Regions from separate parts of the Homo sapiens genome. Here all the other regions are linked to region 4. The links are chromatin contacts, found by Hi-C or POLR2A ChIA-PET in ENCODE. All regions are on one chromosome and are shown on one strand. The core of a region is the stretch at or near the end of the contact, and the rest is flanking DNA. Distances in the headings are between cores, read along the strand shown.

Region 1 (5,029 bases), core at 848-3,347, 1.2 Mb before region 4:
AGGACAATAATAACAAGTTGGAGGACCACCACAATGCTTTAGGTACAGGATGATGGAACAATAAACAAAGGCAGAGGAAGTGGGGGAGAAAAGGAAAAAGATTAGAGAAAAAGACTAAAGGAGTTGGCTGTGGTAGGTGAAGAGGGAGATAAAAGGGTGGATGATGAAGATGCTACTCAAAGTCAGAAAGACAGAAAAAGGGACAGTTGTGTAGGTGAATGAATTTGGGTCTCCAGATGAACCAAAAGGGGTTACCAGAGGTAGTCAGATGTCTGGCATTTATATACAAACTTACTGATAAGTAATGGGGGTTGGGGGTCTCCAGGGAGTGAAGGTACAGGACTGAAGAGAGAAATGGGTTCTAAAACCAATGGGATAGTTTCTGACAACCAGATTTGAAGAAATCTGTCTGCTCAAGATGTCTCCCTAACTTCGATCCTGGAGGTGGAAGAGTCCAGATGTGTGAGGCGAATCTCTGGCTCTGACTCCTGGGGCTGTGCAGGTAAATAGAGCTGTCAAGAATGCCCAGAAAGAGGCACATGTTTCCTAAAGGGCTCTGCCTGCCATGCCTGGGAGCTGCATGACCAGGCTCGAGGCAGGCAGCAGCTAGGGTTTGGGAGGACACAGGCACGTGGACAGCCTCCTGTGGGAGCGCTGCAGATGAGGCAGCTGAGAGAAGTGAAGCTTTCTTCCCAGCTTCCTCCTCCACCCTTTGCTGCAGATCCCTGATGCTACAGCACAGTGCTAGCTGCAAAAAGGTTGATTCATAGATGAGGGGATGCAGCGACATGCCACGCAGGGATGGCAGAAAGTACAAAAGTGTGTGTGTGTTTGGAGGAGACTGTTTATTCAGGGAACTATATATCAAACACGACCTTACTGGCAGACAATAGTGATTTGCCTAAATAATTTATGCAACCAAGTCAACATCAAGATAGGCTGTGTAGAGCAAAATGTGAGACTCATTTTTAAAAGTGGGGTACCTCCCTTCATGGTCTCAATTACAGGAGATGCTTTTGCACACAAAACATTCAGGCAACAGTATCTGGGTATCTGCTTGAGCCTACTGTAACCAAAGAGAAAGAAAGGCCGGAACTAAAATGCAAAAGAAAGAAAGAAACTGTGTTTGGAGATAGGTCTGCTACAGTATAAACTTTTCCCTTTCTCTGGCTTACTGCTATAGCAAAACCTGATGGTTGTCTTTGTAAAAAACGTGTCTGTATCTAGGTCCCTGGCAGCGATTTGCCTCTGGGAGGGCCAGCAATCTATTTAATGACTCCATTGACGTCAATAGCATAACTGAAATACTTACTAACATGCATGATTCCAACTTTCAAGGGGAGGGTGGGTGGATGTTGTTTCTCAGCAGTACAAAAATGTGAAGTGGAGTCAACACGGAACGGACTCAACTGTTCAGGCAGCTAGTGAGAACTTAGATGAGGCCTCCTCGGTTTCATTCAAAGAGAAGAAATATTTATGCTAAATTTGCAAATTAATTTTGAACTAGTGAAATAACCATAATAAGCAGGGTGTTATATTTGACAATATCTGCTTAAGGGAAACATTTTAACGTTTGCACTTTAGCTGAGGTATTAATGTTTTTGCGAGTACCAATACTTAATTTTAGATATGTATGAAATAACTGCAAATCAATATAAACAGCTCAGTGTTGATGCTCTGGGGTAAACTTTCATAAGAGGGCTATTTTAGACAAAAGCAATTATTACAAAACAACCATTTGGAAAATTATTCTCAAAATAACTGGGGCTTTTCTGGTGCATTTTTGCTATCATTTTATATGCAGGCTGTCTAAACGCTGAAGGCGAGTAATTAAGGCAATTATTCCATTAATTCAGCACACAGAATTCAGAATAAGGAAGAAAACATAGTTTGATATTTCTGACTTTTTCTTTTTCCATTCTTTTTTATCTCTTTTCTTTCCTTTTTCTTTTTTCTTATAATTCCCTCTAATCTTTCCTTTATCATGACTGGTCAGAGCCTTTGGTCACAAGATTGATTTTATTCCTATTTGTCCGTAAGTGTTGTAATCCTGCCTGACAGTTCTTGCTTAATGTAGAAACCAAGCAAAGGTTCTGCTTGTGCTGGGCCTCATTTCCAGTCATCTGATGCAGCACTGCTCTCAGGCTATTGCTGTGGTTCTCAGAGAGCCCTTTACCCATGCACATATAGACCCTGTCTCATCACAGGTCCTGAAAGTTCTGGCAAAGAATGAGAACGGAATCAATGTCATGACTTTCTGAATTCCTTAAAATCGAAGATAACTCACTGACCCTCTTGTCCACTACTTGAAGAGACCCTGCATCTGGTACACCCACATGAACCTCCGGAGGGATAGTCATAATCAAGTAAAGCTATGGGCAGAACCTGTATGGAGAAATAGGTTTCCAAGGAGAAAGCCTCTTCTTCTGTTTTATCAGTTGGTAAAAAGCCAATTCCTCCCCAGAATGGCCTAGACACATATTAAAAGAAATGTCTCATACGATTTCTCTGAACACAGTCTTTTCTTGAAATGCATTCTAATTGACTGGTGTTGAAAATCACCATAAATCAAGGCTATGGATATCCAGGCTTTGATATCATTAGTATCTGCAGCAATCTGGCTTGAAGTCCTCAAAGTGATTCCCTAGTCATCTTGGTGCTATGGTTTGCTGTCATTTCCAGTGACCCATAGACTTCTGTGGTGTTTTTCATAACATCTGATCTGTTACCAGTGGTAATGTTCCTGCTCAGTAAATTTACTGATAAATTTTAGAAAAAGAAATTTAGTAGAGAGCACCCCACCTTATGTATCAAATTGGCTGCTAAAATATTGTATACATGATACATATTATTTTACATCAAGTCACATTTACATGACTCGGATGTGCTAGCCATTAAAAGGATGCTTCTCCAATCCTTCTATAAAGCAAAAAAATCATTTTGTAAAGACAGCGAACACTTGATAATTTATCTTTTCAGTAAATTCTTACTGTCATGACATATGTGTGATTACTATTGAAGAGCAAAGGATAGGATGGAATGGAAAAAAGGCGACAATTATCACACACACATGTGTATGCATGCACCCCATTTTCCTGTTGCAAATAGTTTTGGGACCTGAAATCCTGAGAATTACTTCAATTTTCTGTTGTGAATATGTACAGGTGACAGAATTCGAGTTCCTGCCTTATTTTGGAGTTTTCTTTCTTTTTCTATTTTTTCCTTTCTGTTTCAATCCTTGAGCACCATGTAGGGAGAGCCTGGAATTTATGCTTGTGAAAGGCAAAATGTGAAACAAATTCAGATGCTCATTAAACTACAACATTGGCATTTTCGACACCCCTAGGAGGATTTACTGCGTCTTTCTCCTCAACCTGGGAGCATATGGCTTCCTCGTTGTTCTTTCTGGGCTTGAAATTCTCCATTGCTCTACTCTGGCTTTCTTATTCAAAGTGCTAAATGCCAACTTCTTAGATTTCACTCTTTTTGTTCAAAACCTATACGAACACACTAACATATATAAGCAGTTATAGAGTGTGCTTCAAACCTCTATTAACTTCAGTGCAATAACTAATTGTTAACAGTGAAAAAACACAATTTGAATAATTTTCATAGCAATAGAGATAAAAATATTGGCTCATTATTAAAAGTTTATTTTATATGTATTTTACTTCACATAAAGTCCCCAAATTTTATGTAGTTTTCCCGGTCAATTCAACACTTACTGTGTTCTTACTATGTGAAAATAACTATGCGAAAGCACCATGAGTAATAAAAAGATAGATAAGGCACAGTCCCTGTCTTCAAGAGCTTTATCTCCAATGGGAGAGACACACAAGAAGCCTTGAATTAAAGTATATCAGAGAATTAAATTGTTGCCATAGCACAAAAAAGGAGCAATTATGCCAACTTAAAAAAAAATAAGATGTCTTTGCAAAGTAAGGACATTTGCATTGAGCCATGAGAGCTGATAAGAACCTTGGCTGGATAGTGAGAAGAAGGGTATTTCTGGTATTTCTTTCTTTATTTTCTTTTTCTTTCTTTTTTTTTTTTTTTTTTTTTTTTGAGATGGAGTCTTGCTCTGTCACCTGGGCTTGAGTTCAGTGGTGCGATCTCGGCTCACTGCAACCTCCGCCTCCCAGGTTCAAGAGATTCTCCTGCCTCAGCCTCCCGAGTAGCTGGGACAACAGGCACGTGCCACCACACCCAGCTAATTTTTGTAGTTTTAGTAGAGATGGGGTTTCACCATATTGGTCAGGCTGGTCTTGAACTCCTGACCTCGTGATCCGTCCGCTTTGGCCTCCCAAAGTGTTGGGATTACAGGCATGAGCCACCATGCCTGGCCGAAGAGGGGTATTTCAAATGGAGAGCTTTCCTTTGATGTATCCATTTAATATTTCAGTTAATAATCAATTTGTAAAAGTAAATGTACCAATTTACCATGGTTTCTGACAATTAGCTTTTAAAATAAATTGCATTTTTTCTCATTTATATGTTCAAAATAATAAAGCATTTTAAGATTTGGTATTTCTCTCTCTCTCTCTGAATTGCTCCAATACAAGAATACAGTTATCTAAGTCAGGCTTTCTGAGCAAACTAGGTTGTTGCTAAATCTGTTTAAATTGATGTAGATTTCTTGTACCTTTTATCTTAGATTTCAATTGAAATACATGAATTCAACTTCAGTACTGAGAAATAAAAACCTGATCTTACTATCATGAAAAATCATATTTTGAAGCAGCACTCCAGTTCTCAATTCTGTTTGCTCTGAGCCAGTTATTTTTCATTCCCCTTTAAAGTTTCTATTTAAACACACCTCTTTGTCATATGCTGATAAATATTAAAATAACAGGAAAAATCTGCCTGACTTATTTAAGCTGATAATAAGAACAAAACAAGGGATGTGTGTCTCCTCCTTCCTTTTCTAACCGTGGCTAAACGTTAAGGAGATTTTGAAACCCGTAATTACGTAGTAATTGGTATCACTACATTCTCTTCCCAGTGAAAAGCCAAGATTTTTGTAGTTTGC
Region 2 (5,338 bases), core at 2,301-4,800, 1.3 Mb before region 4:
CTGAAAGAATGGTGAATTGTTTGAGATTTAGTGTTACATCTTCTAACTCACATTAGAAATCTGAGGATTTAAATTAATTTTTATTTTATTTTAGCAATCCAGGGCATGTTGAGAAAGTCATTCCTTCCCTGCAGGTTTCTCTCTCCCTTCTTCCCAGCCCCTCCCTTCTCCTTGTCAGCGTTAAAGCACAGGCAAGGGGAAACACTAGAGCTTTACTGCAGTGGGATTCCCCGCCCCAGGTTCACCCCATTTCCCTCCTCATCTTTCCCCTCTGTTACCCTACCCCTGTACTCCCAGGATTTATTTCATCTATAGCAAGTTGAAGGAATAGCAAAGCACCATGGCAACAGCCCCAACTTGCAATTGGCTCTTTTTCCTGTGAGGCATTCCCCTTTCAAATGAGCATCCGCATCCAACAATAGCTTTATTTCAAGCATCCAAGCCCGGAGTCATGCCATCGCCTGTGCCTAGGAGACCTGGCTTTTGGAGGTGAAGCCAATGCAAGCCAGTATTTCTGCCTGCTGGCTCACTGCACCAGGCATTGTTCTCAAAGATGTCCAATCATCCTCCTTCTGGGTAACCCTGCTTGCGTATGTGTGTGTGTTTCCCATGATACAATATGTTTGTAACCAGGCATCTCTGAATCAATCATCTCAGCTAGCATATTTTACTTATTGAACCTCTGTGCAATTTTGAATCCCAGGTGAATCACATGAATTCCAAATTATTTCGTTTTAAAGACACAACTGCTCAGTCACAATGGCCTCTCATTTTAAATCCTCAAAAGACAGGCACCTAGGCTGAAGACTCAGAAGCTGAAGAAAACAAGTTTATATGCTCTGACCGATAAGCTGAATTTTGGCAAAGAAGTGAACTTTAATTGGATCATTGTAAAAATATGTTGTAAAAAGCTTAGAGACAGATGATTTCTTCCATAATTTTCTCTGCACTAGACTTAGGCAAATATAACATTCAAACAATTGTCTCATTTTGGCTCCTTTAGTCTCTCTGAAATACTTAGGAATGTTTTAGAGTCAATCAGGTTTGTAGTAGTTCAATAATGCCCTTTTTTCACGTATTTGCCAACCATTTATTGAATACCTAAAATGACCAGGGAAAAGAGTGATGATATAGCAGTGAAAAAAAAACAAAGGAACAAACAAAAACTCTTTTCATGCTTTTAATCAGCTTTCATTCTAGTAGGAATAGATATATTAGGGCATGTTGTTTAACCACAACAGCAAACAGTCTAGAGAGGGTAGGACCAGTTCTTTACTAGCTATATCGGCAACTCTGCTCAGAAGATAGGAGCAGGTAGAAACTGAATCATAAAAGGCTATAAGAGGAAAGATTTCTCTGTTTATTTTCTTTCTATAGTCTTCCATTGCCACAGGACCCTGTTGGGATACATTGTCAATCACTTTCAATATGGAATCAGGGAGGTGGCTCTCAGCTGCAGGGCTGAAAATAAACCAAACTCCTCACCTTTCCCGCATAGTTTACTGAAGGGATCAGTGTACTCATGCAAGTCATTAACAGATGAATATCACCTTCCTCCTTCCCAGGCTTAAACTAATTCTCCTATGAGCCTTTTGCTAAGGGCACAGCAATGCTACCAAAAAACATAGTCATCTTAAGGCAACCATAAAACACACAACATGGCGAAGTATGCAAATGGAGGTCACTTAGTGTCAGAAACTAACCTAGTCCTTTAAATGTTGCTTAGCAACAACTGTTGGTTTTCCTCCTCCATAAGGGAGGGCCCAACCACACTGATGTGAAAGCAATCATTGCTCTCATCAAAAAGCACTTATGAAGGGCCCATTTATGTTGGGCTCTGTACAAACTAAGAAAGGCAGACATGGCCTTCAAGGAGCAGACGGCGGGGGGTGGAAGGGTATCTTTTACATTCTAGTATATGTAGAGTCCAGTTAGTATGACTAGTGTTTAACTGTGTGATGAGACACATTAAGAAATAGAATAGATATGAATTATGTTTGAAGTTAAGCCTGAGGAGACAGTTGAGGAGCTAGGCTTAGTTGGGCTTTCAGCATCTGACTCCCACATGGGAGTGTTTCTGTTGAGCCAGAGGCAGCCACAATGTAGTAGACAAATCTTGACTTTTCATTCTCAGCTCTCACTCTCCTGTGTAGTTACATCACCTCTCATGTGTAAAATGAGAATGATCAACCCTAACATTTCATACTTGTATGATAAATTCTGTGGCTGCCTCCTACAGTTTGGACACATTATTTACCAGCAACCAAGACTTCCCAGAAAACAAAACTCCCTCTACATGACTGAGGAAAACAACTCAAATTGAAAATGCTTCAGACCATAACAAAGGAAGGGAAGCATTTATCATCCCTCAGAGTTTCATAGTGTAAGACTTTTGGAATCTATTTATTAAGTTACACGTTTCATCCAGACTCGAAGGTAAAATAGCTCCTGGGTAAAACTGTGTCCCAAGGAGTTACTGGATTGGAAGGAAATGGGCATTATTTACTTTATTAAATTCAGTAGAGAAATCCACAAACAGGAACACATTATTTTAAAGATAAATGTGTCTCTACCATCTCATGTACACAGATACTATTTTCCCTAAGAATCTGCCTTCACAGGAAAACCCTGTTACAGCCTACCTAGAAATAATGTCCCCAGAGGAAATGGCCAATGCCCCTTTTCAACACAGACAAGCAAAATTTGTGAATAAACTCTAATAAAAAATTCCTCCGATGCCTTCTTAAGCTTATGCCCAACATTAGATTCACATACACTGCTAGAAATTGCTTCTATTTTTTGAAAAGGGAAGAAGGTATATTTTCTAGATATGTGATTTAATATTATTGGCCTAGAATATACCTTTTCTATAAAATTGTCTGATTTTTGGAATAAGTTCCTTTAATAGTGAAAAGTTATTTTAAAAGTAGAGAATAGGTAATAAAAGCTAAAATTCAATTACACTTGATAGGAACATTTTGTTTGATGGCTTCAATTTTTCTTTAGTTTTAACACTGCATACAGAGATTATTTCTTCTGAGCCAGTTTCTTCTGAAGTGATAGGACACTTCTTCACTTTTCTATATTTCTCATGGGAGAATTAGTTTGAGCTTTATGCAAAGATCCGCAGGCAAGATAGGCACTATCTTGGTAATGAGTTCTTAGTTAAACTAATCACATAGGAGGAGTGAACTGGAATGATCGCAGGCTCTTCTCAAATCTAAAATTTGGGGATTTTATGTTTTTGAGAATAAAACAGTCCAGAATAGTGATAACACAGGAAGCTAGTATAAAGCCCATGAAAGAGCTTCTTCTAAGACTAATTTAGGCCTGTTGAGGGTGACCTGAAAATCACTTAGGAGTGACTCCTAAGTGATTAAAACTATTCTTCACCCTATCAAAGACTAGCTAAAGCAGGTACCTTCCTCTCATGGATAACCTCAGGATGAGGTCAGTAGGAGAAAACTGTAAGAACAGAGAATAAAAAGGTGTCAAAGAGAGGAAGGCAGCCCCAGCAGTTAGTTACTCTTGTGGGTGGCCGTCTACGCAGGAGCCCAGCTGTGAGACAGGCGCCTTATTGTGTGGGATCTTCCTGTTTTTGCAGAATGAAACAACTGCCGAAGTCATTAAAGTCACAATGACTTTATTAGGGACTAACTTTTGACTCATGTTTTATACTTTGTTAGTCATAACTTAAAAAGAATTCCCGGGCATCAGGAAAGTGAAGGGGCTGAAAATTCCTCCTGAAGGCACAGAATGCCTTCAGTGCATTCTGTGCCTTCAGTGGTAGAAAGAAGTCGAAACTGCAGTGGTACAGTTTAGTGAGAAATGAAGTAAACAGAGTCTGTCCCTGTCTTAGCTCTGGCCCTAAGCAAATATGTAATCTTGGGTAAGCTGAATTAACTTCTTGGGGCTCAGTTTCTTTAGTGGTAAAATGGCTAGCTTCTAATCTTCCTTTTGACTTTCAGGAATTTTGCATGGGAAGAAATGAAGACCCAAAGAAGTAAAGCAAATCTAAGTTTTAAATGAAAAAGAAATAAACAGAATGAGGGATATAGTGTGCTTGTCTAAAACTCCTTATGAAACTAACAATTTCCACAATTCTTAACATTTCAGATTATTTGACAATGTGCATCTCATCTCTTCCCTCCTTTTTGTGTTTCCCTATAAACTCTACCAATCATTTGAAACTTGATGTCCAGTTTCTTTATTGACAGGTTTGTCTTATTTGAAAAGCAAGTGCAATTGAATTGAGTTGGTAACATGGTCAAAGAAGTAATAATGGACATGCAATTGTCCATTAACGTCTGCTTAATCAGCTAGTGTTCCATAATGGGTCATCTTAGCAAACAAGTTCTGCTGTACTAACATCTGCAGCAAACCTTTGGTGTGCCAGGGAACAAACACAGTGAGATCATTCTCACTGTCCATGTGCCAAATCAGAAAGAAACTCTTCTAAACATGTTAGAATTGAGTGCTTCTTGTCTTAACTGCTCAGCAACGTAGTAATCAATAGGTAAGTATACAACGAAAAACAAGCATGAATATATCTACCATTATTCTGCATCAAAAATTATGATGAAGCAACAATAGAATCAATTCTACTTGCTAGTTAGAGGACAAGTCTCTGCTCAAGTGACATATTAAAAGGCAAAGCAGGGAAAAACCATTAATGCCTTCATACAGAATTGAAAAATATCAAAAGATCAAACAAATTTGAATATAGCTGCTCTATAACTAATCTCCTAAATGAGATTAGGGCTTGAACAGCTCCCCAAATTATTACATATTTCTTCCTATCTATCTAACCCTTTTCTGCTGTCCATTTTTCTCAGAATTTCTGAAAACTTCTCAAGAGATGATATAACACACATTATTGGAACACTAAAAAATTGACGTTTCCTAGACCCAAAGTGATTCCCATAAGAATGTTTATAGCAATTTCTCATGATCCAACATTCTCTCAACTCTGAAAGTTGCTGCAGTGATGTAATCAAATGGACAAAAGATACTGTAACTATTTATACCTAAAGACTGATACATTCACTATGCATTTTAAACTATATATATAATATTTATAAACTATATTATGTTTCCACATATATAAGGTTGCCAGATTTAGCAAATAAAAATTCGGGGCACCTAGTTAAATTTGAATTTCAGATAAAGAAGAATTTTCTTTATCTTTTTTTTTTTTTAACTGTAAGTATGGTCCTGATATTGCATGTGCAAATAGCCTATGAAGAGATTGGATTTCCAGGCCATACACTCATTATATATGTTAAGTTTAGGGGCACTGTATATTTTTAGATAATTTAAACTTTTCAAAATTTTCTTT
Region 3 (5,344 bases), core at 2,347-4,846, 2.0 Mb before region 4:
ATGGCCTGTGATAGGTCTTAAATATTTGTTAATTAATAAAGTAATCATGCTGAGAAAAACAGTAGTTGCCTGGATCAGCACTCTTATTTTTATTTTCTGTAATCATAACTTATGATTTTGAAAATTTGTACCTGGCATTTCATACTTCCACAGGGTAGAACTTGAAATATTATCTCACCTCTTCCATTGTTCTCCATTGCTGCCCTCTTGACTTTATAAAAGAGGGTTTCATTTTCATACCGTGTTAGCAGGAATAAAAAATGAGTATAAACTCTTTGGAGGTTGTTAATTTGGAATTTCCTCAATTCTATTAATTTTTTTATTAAAAAGTAGCCTTAACTAAGCAATTCTACTTCTAGAAATTTATACTTGCACAAAGTTGAATGGACAAGCATTGTTTGTACACTGAAAAATGGCAATAACTTAAATGTCTATAGGGTTACATGATGATGCATCCAACTAATGGAATACTCTGAAGCCTTTGAAAAGAATGAGGTTAAGTTTAAGCGTTGCCACAGAAAGACCATCAAGGAATAGTAAGTGAAAAGAGGAAGACTGCCTAATAATACTAGTGATAACAGTAATTGTAATAAACACTCATATTATGTTCTAAGCACTTTACATTCATTAACTCATTTAATTCTCATTGTAACTCTATGAGGTGGGTACTATTGTTATCCCCATTTTACAGGTGAGGAAATTGAAGCACAGTGATGTCTAGTAATTTGCCCAAGGTCACAAAACTACTAAGTGTCAGCAGCAGTGTGTGGCTTGAGGATTAGTGTTCTTCTCTGGTTCTATTCCAGGTATGTTTTTTAAAATGTGTAAAAATGTGTATATATGTATATATTTGCTTTTTATTATGAGGGTCATTGTTACTTCTATAATATTTTTTCTGCAAGGATGTTTCTTAAAATACAATGTTTTAGTTATTTTTCCTTTTGAAGCTAGCAGTCAAGGAAGAAATTTAATCATTTTCCTTGTTTCCATTGATTCAATCAACTAAAATATCTAAACTGTGTTAGGCACCCTTGCCTGCCACTGTCCTCAAGAAGCAACTGTCTAGTGGAAGAGAGTGATATGTAAACATGTAATGCAGAGCCCCTTTGCTACGGTCTGTATGTGTCCTCCAAAATTCATATGTTGAAACTTAATCACCAATGTGATATTATTAAGAGGCAGGCCCTTTAGGAGGTGACTAAGTCATGAGGGCTCTGCCTTTGTGAGTAGGATTCATGCCTTATGAGAGAGGTTTCACACAGTGTTTGTCCCTTTCTGACCTTCTGTCCCTTCTGCCATGTGAGGACATGGTGTTCTTCCCCTTCAGAGGATGCAGTGGTTAAGGTGGCACCTTGATCTTGGACTTCTCAGCCTCCAGAAGTGTGAGAAAATAAATTTCTATTTTTTATATGTTATCCAGTCTCAGGTATTTTGTTATAGCAGCAGCAGCAGATGGACACTCTATAAAGGGGGTATATAAAGATGCGGTAGGAGAGGCACAAAGGAGAGAGATCAATTATGTAGAGGGAAGTGGGGGGCAGTGTGAAGGCTGCCCAGAGAAGAGGTAATGTTCTGCCAAAATACGGAAGGAAATGTAAGAGTTTTTCAGGAGCTGGGTGAGAGGAGGAAGAGAAAAAGCAGCCCAGATGGAGGGAATAATGGGAGTAAAGACACAGAAGCCGGAACCCACATTGTTGATTTATCTGCACCTTAGGGGAGGGAAACGTGAATAGTGCCTCTGGAGATGTGGGTAGGAACCACATTATCTAGGACCTTGTAGGCTATGTTAAGAACCTCATCCTGTGTACCAGTTTTTTAAGAAACACTTGAAGAACATAGGTGTTCTCAAAGTAACTCAAAAGATATAAACCAATTATACACATATAATTTAATATTATTCAGCCTTAAAAAGGGAGGACATTCTAACATATGCTACAACGTGGCTGAACCTTGAAGACATTACGTTAATGAAGTAAGTTCATCACGAAAGGACAAATACTACATGATTCCACTTATATGAGGTACCTAGAGTAGTCAAATTCACAGAGACAGAAAGTAGAACACTGGTTAACAGCAGAGAGGGAAGGAAGTAGGGAAACAGGGAGTGATTGTTTAAAGGGGAAAGAGTTTCACTTTGGGATGGTGAAAAAGTTCTAAAGATGGATTAGTGATGATGGCTGCAAAACGATGTGAATGCAGTTAATGCCATGCAATTGCATACTCAAAAAGGGTTAAAATGATAAATTTTATACTTTGTATATTTTGCCACAATTTATTTCTTTCTTTAAGATGGTCTTGTGCTGTTGCCCAGGCTGGAGTGCAGTAGTATGATCATAGCTCATTGCAGCCTTGACCTCCTGGGCTCAAGCCATCCTCCCACCTCAGCCTCCTGAGTAGCTGGGACCACAGGCGTGCGCCACCACATCTGGCTAATTTTTTTATTTTCTTGTAGAGAGAGGGTCTCACTTTGTTGCCCAGCATGGTCTCAAACTCCCGGGCTCAGGCATTCCACCTGCTCCCAAAGTGCTGGTATTACAGGTGTGAACCACTATACCTGGTTTACCAAAATATAAAAATAAGAAAAAAAAAAAAAAGAAATTTAAAAAGATACAGACCAAGCACTTAGAAAAATAATTCAAAGTTCTTCTTTCCTAATCTATTAAAGTTCAATACGTAATTTCTTTGCTTAAACCGATCATAATGATTTGCTTCTGTTATACAATAATGACTACCATTTACCGAAAACTAGCTCTTTGCTAGCTACACATCCACAGAGATCAGGTTCAGGGAGGTCATCTAATTGGTCCAAGACACACAATAAGGAGTGAGTGTGTTGGTGGGGGGGGGGGGGGTCGTCATTTCTAGGAATCCTACAATTGGAAATCAAGTCTTTTAGGCTCCAAACACCTTGTGCTTTCCCCAATCCCCAAGCTGCTTATCTTGCTACTTTTTGGGATATGTCAACATTTTTCTTAAAACAAACAAACGAAACTTCTCAATCTGAAAAGTATTGTTTGGTGTTTTCTGGGTTCAGAAAATGTAAGAAGCCTGAGGCATTGCGGAATGAAATTTTCGTTGAGTGTTTACTGTTGATCCACATCTGATACTTTTGAAGGGTTTTTACCCCCTGCAAGAGAGACTAAAAGAGCATTCAGAATTAGTCTAGACGCAGTGTACTGTAACTACTTGGCCGGCCACCTGTAACAGAGGGGAGGAGGGTCTGCACTTAGTTGCGGCAGTTATCCGGAGAATACGGCCTTCCAGCCCCTCTGCCACCAGACTCCCCACGCCCCAGGTACGCGCCCCGCGGAGAGACCCAGCGCGTGCTCGTGCGCAGGCGCAGGGCGACTGTCACCCGGAGTCTGTGGTTTGTCGCCCGGCGCTCTGGTGTCTCGATGTAGTTCCCCTGGCTTCTCCTTATCCGCCTCGGGCAGGGGGGTCGCCACTGCCCCTTCTCCAGGCTCTCTCCAACCCCTGCCCAGGCTAAGCCCGGCGCGGCCCTACTCTCTGACCCCGCGTTGCACAATGCCCGAGCAAAGTCTCCAGGGGTGTGAACCCCGGCGTCCCTGCCCCTGGGCGGGGACAGGCGGCGGCCAAGCGGGGAGTCGAGGCGGCGAGCGCGCAGCTGGCCTAGTCTGCGGTCCCCAACTCCTGGAGTCCCCTGGGAGCTGCCGCTGCAGGCCCCCGAGCCGCTAGGCCCCGCCGCCAGGCCACCGCTGCTGCGGCAGCCATGGCGGAAGTTCATAGACGTCAGCATGCTCGGGTTAAAGGAGAAGCCCCCGCGAAATCCTCCACACTCCGAGATGAGGAGGAGCTGGGGATGGCGTCGGCCGAAACGCTGACCGTGTTTCTGAAGCTGCTGGCCGCCGGCTTTTACGGCGTGAGCTCCTTCCTGATCGTGGTGGTGAATAAGAGCGTGCTCACCAATTACAGGTAGGGCCGAGGCGGCGGCGGCCCAGGCCGCGGAGGAGGAGCGGGCGGCGGCGGCGGCGCGGCGCCGGCTCCCTGGACTTTGACTGCCAAAGTTAAAGCCGAACAAAGTTGGGCGGGAGCTGGGGAGGGCGGGCGGCTGACGCGCGCGGCCCGGGCAGCGGAGCCGGCCTGGCGAGCGGGCCTGTGGCAGGGGTCCGCTCCCTGCGCGGAGCTCCGGCCGGCCCGGCACATTTGGGGCTCGCCTGCCATGCCCTGGGCGCACCGCCCCGAAAACCCTGCCCTTCAGAGAGATGGAGCAAAGTGATTTGCTTGGTGACTTTTGAGCCGTTATGCCTGTCGATCAGGGAGGAGAGCGAGGGAAGCCTCCCTCCTCCGCAGCCTGGACAGGGGGCCGGGGCTTCAGTGTCCCCTGCACCCGCTGACAGCCTCTGGGGACGTACGCATCCTCAACCCAGCAGACAATTATTCCCTTGCTAACACTGGGACCCAGAGGCAGAAGTTGGTTGTTTTTTTTTTTAAGGTGTGTGAAATCGTTGCAGAGATCTGTATCTGCACTGCCTTGAGAAATCCTTTGCAGGCAGCGGACTGAAACTGTAGACTCGGACAAGATGGGACAAGCGGCCGCCCGAGGCTACATCAGCGGGGTGGACTGACAACCAACAGGCAGAGAGTTTTCTCCCAAGATTTTTGTTTGATTTAGGGGCGGACGTTGATGTGGCTTGTATCGGAATGCCTTATTAACGTTGCCGATGTGCAAATTGAATTCACGGAGCTAAGTTAGGTTTGTTCTGATCTTGTTTTTTTCTTTGCCCTTTTTGTAGATTTCCCTCCTCACTATGTGTTGGACTTGGCCAGGTTAGTTGGAATCCTCACCATTACGTGGTTTATGTTGTTAGAACTTCTGTGTGTGTCTTTATGTGTAGAACAGTGAATCTGTGTTCTCTTGTTTACAGATGGTGGCCACAGTGGCAGTTCTCTGGGTGGGAAAGGCGCTCAGAGTAGTCAAGTTTCCTGACCTTGACAGAAATGTACCTCGAAAGGTAAAAGAAGAAAAGCGATACTTTATTTTGTGAAATGAAGTCAGTATGTATTAACATATTTTATCAGTGCCTTGCGTATTTAAAAATTGCAGCCTCAAAATTGCCCAGTCTAGAGTGGTTATAATGAATGTAAAGAATAAAAGTAGTAATATGTGTCAAAGAAGGCCTACAGTCTCTTTAAACTTAAGAGAAAAAATAACCTAGGAATATTCTTCTGTTTTTAATTAATGCACACTTGTTGAGAGTACAATAGTTTTGCAGTTTCTCTATCCATCTAATCTAGCCAGTGTATCCTGCATTCATTATTCTTTGGGCTTATTTTATACTGTCTGCCTCTGCTTGACTCCAAACGAAGATGAAATGCCTTTACT
Region 4 (5,104 bases), core at 441-2,940:
CAGCTAGAGCTCGTGGTTTTTTAATATAGGCATGAGAGTCTGTTTCTTTTATTAGAAACATTATTGGGGAGAGGGGTGCTTTGCTGTAATTTGTGCTGGTCCAGGTCGGTTTTCAGGAAGGGGGAGGGGACTTGGCGGAGACGCCGGCTCCTGGCCGCAGCTGACCCCAGGGCTTCTCCCTGCCTTCCTGTGCGAGGAATTCTTTCCCTCACTCTGCTACCCGCACGCCAGCTGCCACCTTCCTGGAGAAAGACCACACCTGTGCTTATCCCTGCTTTGAAGGAGAGGTGAGCTGAGAAACCAGGGAATCCCCTGCTCTCCAGGGTTCTTAGTTAGTCCTCTCCGCAATCCCAGCATTGGCCAAAAATTGCTGCTTTCACCTGCTGATTTAATTTGGCATGTCTGTCCCCAGCCCCCCTTTCCCCCGGCAAGTTGTGATCTGCAGATGTTTTGGGATTTTCTCTTCCCTCTGGACCTGTCCCCCACCAACCAGCAAATAGCTCCTGGGCCTAGGTTGAGGGAGAGAGAGAAGTGACCCCCTTTGGCCAGTGCGCTGTTTTTTATTCCCCTCTGGGTCTTCTAATGGAATCTGCTGTCCCTCCGTAGCCCCCTTTATTTTCCCCTTAAGCTTAACCCAGAGCCAGGCCTAAGCAGCCTGTCTCTGGCTTTCTTTCCCCAGGCCCCACCCTGGCCCCTTTTGCTTTTCCAGCGCCAAAAAAAACGCCTCCCAAGCAGAAGACACACCCAGCCCAAGTCTAACCATTCCAAAAGGGAGGAAAACACAGAGGAAGAGCAGGGACCCAAGGGTCTCCTGTCCTGAATATTCCAACAGCGTTTCCCTCTAAAAGCCTCCTAGCTTTATAATCCCTTTATTCTGCTTACCAGTCGACCCTCCCCTCCTCTTTGCCCCTTGTTCTGTGATAGATATTTGGGGAGAGGGGTGGAGAAAGAGGTTGTCACCCTCTGTTCCTTACAGTGAGGCATTTTTCTTTTTCTCAGTCTTTTCATTTATTAGATGTTTAGCATGTAAAATATGTAAATCTGTTTGCAGGCTTATTTGAACTTGTTTTCTTGCTGGCTAAGGAATAGCTGATATTCTATAAAGGGAAGGAGGGGGGAAAAGATCAAAAGTAACACTCTGAGTTTTCCCCATTTGAGCATCCCCAGAGTTGCCAGAGAAGACCCTCCTATAAAAACCAACAGTCTCCCTTCCATGACATCACCACCTAAGCCCTTCCAACTTTAGCTTCAGAACAGGAAGAAGGCTCAAAATAGAACTACCTTAGGAATCCAGCTCCTTGAAAAGATCAACTTTTAAATCAGCTGCAGGAGGAACACAATGAACTTTGACATGGGGAGTGAGAAGGGAGAGAAGACTGTATAGTGTTCATAATTGGTTCCTTTGAGGGAGGGTTGGGGGATACTTACCGTGTATTTCAGAAAAGCTTTCCTCTAGAGTTGGGTACCTAGACCACTGAATGATAAATAGGATGGTTCAAGATTCATTTATTGAATTATTCATAAGTTTTTGTACGTCAACAATAACAAGCACGTTTCAGAATATGAATTAAAGAGGGGCCTCTCTGCAGAATCTGCTCTAGATAGAGAAGGTTGTTTCAGGAAGCTAGGAGGGCACTTGAAGACAGAGAACCTGAGGATGCAGTGACAGCTGCTGTGAGTATGTAAGTTGAGAGGCTCATAAACAATAATTGTGATAAACAATAATTGTAACTTTTGTAGGTGACTGATACCCTGGACAAAGAAGTAAGGATGTCAGGATTTTCCACCTCTACCTTGGAAATTAACTTCTTGTCTTTGAATCTCACTCAGTGTCTCCATTCAGTCCCTGAATTGAGATATGCTTTCCTCTCTGAGCTAAAATACTCAGTCTTTTGGAAGGGCTACCTAATAAACGATAATCACTGAAGTGTTGACAACTTAAAGATTGGAAGTGGAGCAGAAAATACTTGGTATAATTTGAGCACTTGGTGGGTGCTGTAAGATGACTTTCTGGTTGATGGGGTAACATCTTTTACTCTGGTTCGGGTTTAAAAGAATCCAGGTGACAGAGACAGGATACCTGCCCTAATATGGTAGCCACTAGCCACGTGGCTATTAACCACCTGAAATATGGCTAGGGTGAGGAAGAGCTCAATTTTAAATTTTATTTAATTTTAGACTTTGATAACTTGATTTAGTTATTGGAAAGCTTATTTATATTTGGAAACATACTTGAGCTTACGCATCTACTTTTGAAACTAAGTGTTTTGAAATCCAAACGCAAATTAAGTATTTTGATGAAAATTTAGAATTGGGATATGTAAGTGCAAAGTAATCTTCAGATTTCAAAGAATGCAAAAAAAGTAGAATAGCCCATTAATTTTATGTTGATTCCATGTTCAGATGATAATATTTTAGATATATTGGGTTAAATGAATATGCTATTAATTCCACCTGTTTATTAGTGTGGCTACTAGAGAATTAAAAATTACATGTGTAGCTTGCATTATATACTTCATTGGACAGCTCAGGCCTGCATTACTCCTTTTCATCTATGAATTAATTTCTTTTCTTTTTTTCTTTCTTTTTTTTTTTTTTTTTTTGAGATAGAGTCTCTCTCTGTCTTCCAGGCTGGAGTGCAGTGACGCGATCTTGGCTCACTGCAACCTCCACCTCCCAGGTTCAAGCGATCCTCTTGTCTCAGCCTCCAGAGTAGCTGGGACTACAGGTGTGTGCCACCACGCCCGGCAGATTTTTTGTATTTTTAGTAGAGATGGGGTTTCCCCACGTTGGCCAGGCTGGTCTTGAACTCCTAAGCTCGGGTGATCCATCCGCCTTGGCCTCCCAAACTGCTGGGATTACAGGCATGAGCCACTGTGCCTAGCCCCATGGATTAATTTCAAAAGTGGTGACTGTATGAAATATTGTTATTTCATGTTTGTGTTTCTATTTTCCACTGCTGTGTTCCATGTGATGATTGGGGACCCCAAGTATTACATTATTACTGTTATATTAGGGAGATTAGTGTAAAAGTCCAGGGTTCTAGAACGGCTAGCAGGGGTGTCATGGGAAAATTGGGATACCCACATACCCGGCTATTGCTGCTTTTGTAAAAGGATCCTGAACATAGCAAAAGGTACCGGAAAACAATGTGTGGCAAAGTAACAATTGTGACACCTGGTGGCATTTTAGTGATTCTACTCATCTGTCACTCACTTCCATTTATTTTTTCTTTGCTTCATCTACTTTCTGTCCCCCTCCCCACCAAATCACGGCTCCACTCGTGGCATTTGGGCCCACAAGGCTGCTGACTCCTTTCCTCCAAAAAAAGTACAATGCTAACGTGAATAGAGGTAGTGCTGTCTTTGGGTTTTGTTTTGTCTAATGAGATTCAGAAATTGCACTGGAAGGAACTTAGGAGCTATTCGGTGCTATCCCTTTATTTTATAGATGACAAACTGCCAAACACCTCACCTAAGACCATATAGACAGAGACTGGAATTAAACATACTCTTGTTGATAACTGTTTAGAGGCTCCCTGAGAAATGGAGAGGTTCATCAATTAATCAATCAATCAAGTATCTGTTGAGCTAGCATTTTGTGGAAATGACCACTAAGTGTTGTGAAGGGACATGAGTAAAACAGTTTCTGACTTTTTTAGAAAGAGTCCTGTTGACTTGAGGAAATAAGATATAAACAGCACCAAATTAAATTGCAGTATACAACACAGCACTTAATGAGTGCAGTGCCACTGTGGCATGTGTTACTAGTTAGTAGAAATGTGTTCATTTTACAGATGTAGGAATAGAAGCTTCGAGAAGGGTGGAACCTGCAGGGAAGTGGAGTGTAATTGTGTTCCTGGAACAGCCCAAGGCTGTAGAATTGGAGGTCATTGCAAGTCTTTGGTATTGGCTCCTTTAGCTGTCCATTAAGGGAATTTGAAAATCTGAGACCCAGCATTTTCAAATGGCAGTGCTGTAGTAATAAGGCAATCATAGATTAATTGGAGACCATCAGGGTTTTTAGAGATGTTTAGCCAGGGGTGGATCATTCCGAAGTTAGCTGGCATATAAAACTGACTTGTGAGCAAACCATAAAATCTAAAATCCGGGGGGTGAGAGTGGTGAAATGTGATGTAGAGCAAAATCAGAAAGTAAATTAACTGTGGAGTATACAGTTGGACTAAAAATATTTGTGCTGAGTACATGTTTGAAGGGGAGAGGCCCATATAATGTAATATATGGGCCAGTCATGTATTTATAAATTTTTAGTCTCCTGGAGCCTTTTTGGACTAAACTCTTGGTCAACATGAGGAAGAAAGCTCAGTCTTCTCTTTGTTACCGTGTCCATAGGGTTTTTTTTTCGTCCACATGGACCTTATAAAGTTACATAGCATGAGATTAATTAGGGCCAGTGCTCAAAGTCAGTAAAATGATGACACCTCTTCTCTAATCACTCTCAGTTAATGCTTCTCTTTGAGAATTGGGGCTAACTTTGTATAGGGCGGTGGTCCTTGACATTTTCTTGCCTTTCTGCCTATTTCTTTTTCCATAAAAGAGAAAAAAATTCTGTAACCTGCCACCTCATCAATCTTTGGCACAAATTAGTTTTTAAAAACTCAGTATAGCAAAGTTTTGCAATAAAATGCAAGTATACATTCTGTGTACTTGTGACAAAGCAGTATTGGACATTTGAGCAACTTTTGCTGACAGTTTATAACATCTCAGTGTGGTCAAATTTGGCCATTTTATATAGTATCACTGAATTAGATGATAATTTTCAAATTGGAAAACAAATCACACTAGTTAAAAGACCAGTGGATTTAAATACACTAAACTATAGTTTAAAAGTATTTTCAAATATTCTGCTTGGCCAACAACTTACGGTGCCTTCAGTTATTTAATATATAATCAGATATTCAAAGGTTTAAAACAATATTTTCATCTTAGTTTATAAATATGAGGGATGTAGCATGTTTTTTGTGCTTTTATTTGTACTCCACATTGATTGATCGCTTGAGAAAAGGTCTTTGTCACCCAGGCTGGAGTGTAGTGGTGCAGTCATGGCAGCCTCAGCCTTTCATGTTCAAGCAATCCTCCCACCT

The links. A loop is a pair of places that touch in the nucleus more often than their neighbours do. ChIA-PET counts read pairs that join two places held with the same protein, here RNA polymerase II (POLR2A). Pooled maps may share reads with other maps.
Region 1: a loop to region 4 is called in a pooled map of gastrocnemius medialis, with 5 times the contacts of the local background. The contact joins two enhancer-like sites. A Hi-C loop is called at or near these places in 7 of 50 pooled maps.
Region 2: a loop to region 4 is called in a pooled map, with 3 times the contacts of the local background. The contact joins two enhancer-like sites. A Hi-C loop is called at or near these places in 1 of 37 single-sample maps with no recorded cell type and 4 of 50 pooled maps. POLR2A ChIA-PET finds 5 or more read pairs at or near these places in 1 of 52 experiments (activated CD4-positive, alpha-beta T cell).
Region 3: a map of B cell shows a loop between it and region 4 (14-fold over the local background). The contact joins the promoter of SLC35D1 here to the enhancer-like site in region 4. A Hi-C loop is called at or near these places in 3 of 168 maps with a recorded cell type or tissue (B cell, CD8-positive, alpha-beta T cell and naive thymus-derived CD4-positive, alpha-beta T cell) and 10 of 50 pooled maps.

The regions. Positions count from the first base shown.
Region 1 is chr1:66,267,704-66,272,732 of GRCh38, reverse strand. The region is part of intron 7 of PDE4B (phosphodiesterase 4B); the gene reads right to left. Among named protein-coding and RNA genes, the nearest start is that of PDE4B-AS1, 220 kb to the right of the region's middle. Within about 2 kb of position 2,097, at least 29 of the 41 ENCODE cell types and tissues checked have a DNase peak (open chromatin) inside an H3K27ac peak, as active enhancers do.
Region 2 is chr1:66,348,528-66,353,865 of GRCh38, reverse strand. All of the region lies in intron 8 of PDE4B (phosphodiesterase 4B), which reads right to left. Among named protein-coding and RNA genes, the nearest start is that of SGIP1, 180 kb to the left of the region's middle. RefSeq lists enhancers at 1,846-1,895, 1,906-1,995, 3,588-3,637. Within about 2 kb of position 3,550, at least 24 of the 41 ENCODE cell types and tissues checked have a DNase peak (open chromatin) inside an H3K27ac peak, as active enhancers do.
Region 3 is chr1:67,052,400-67,057,743 of GRCh38, reverse strand. It overlaps SLC35D1 (solute carrier family 35 member D1), which reads left to right and starts at 3,596. Exons shown (of 12, transcript NM_015139.3): 1 at 3,596-3,933; 2 at 4,755-4,788; 3 at 4,887-4,973. The coding sequence starts at 3,731. RefSeq lists silencers at 3,492-3,681, 3,972-4,181.
Region 4 is chr1:65,061,304-65,066,407 of GRCh38, reverse strand. It overlaps a transcript of JAK1 not described here. Among named protein-coding and RNA genes, the nearest start is that of MIR101-1, 5.3 kb to the right of the region's middle. Within about 2 kb of position 1,690, at least 3 of the 41 ENCODE cell types and tissues checked have a DNase peak (open chromatin) inside an H3K27ac peak, as active enhancers do; they include B cell and CD8-positive, alpha-beta T cell, where a contact is called at or near this core.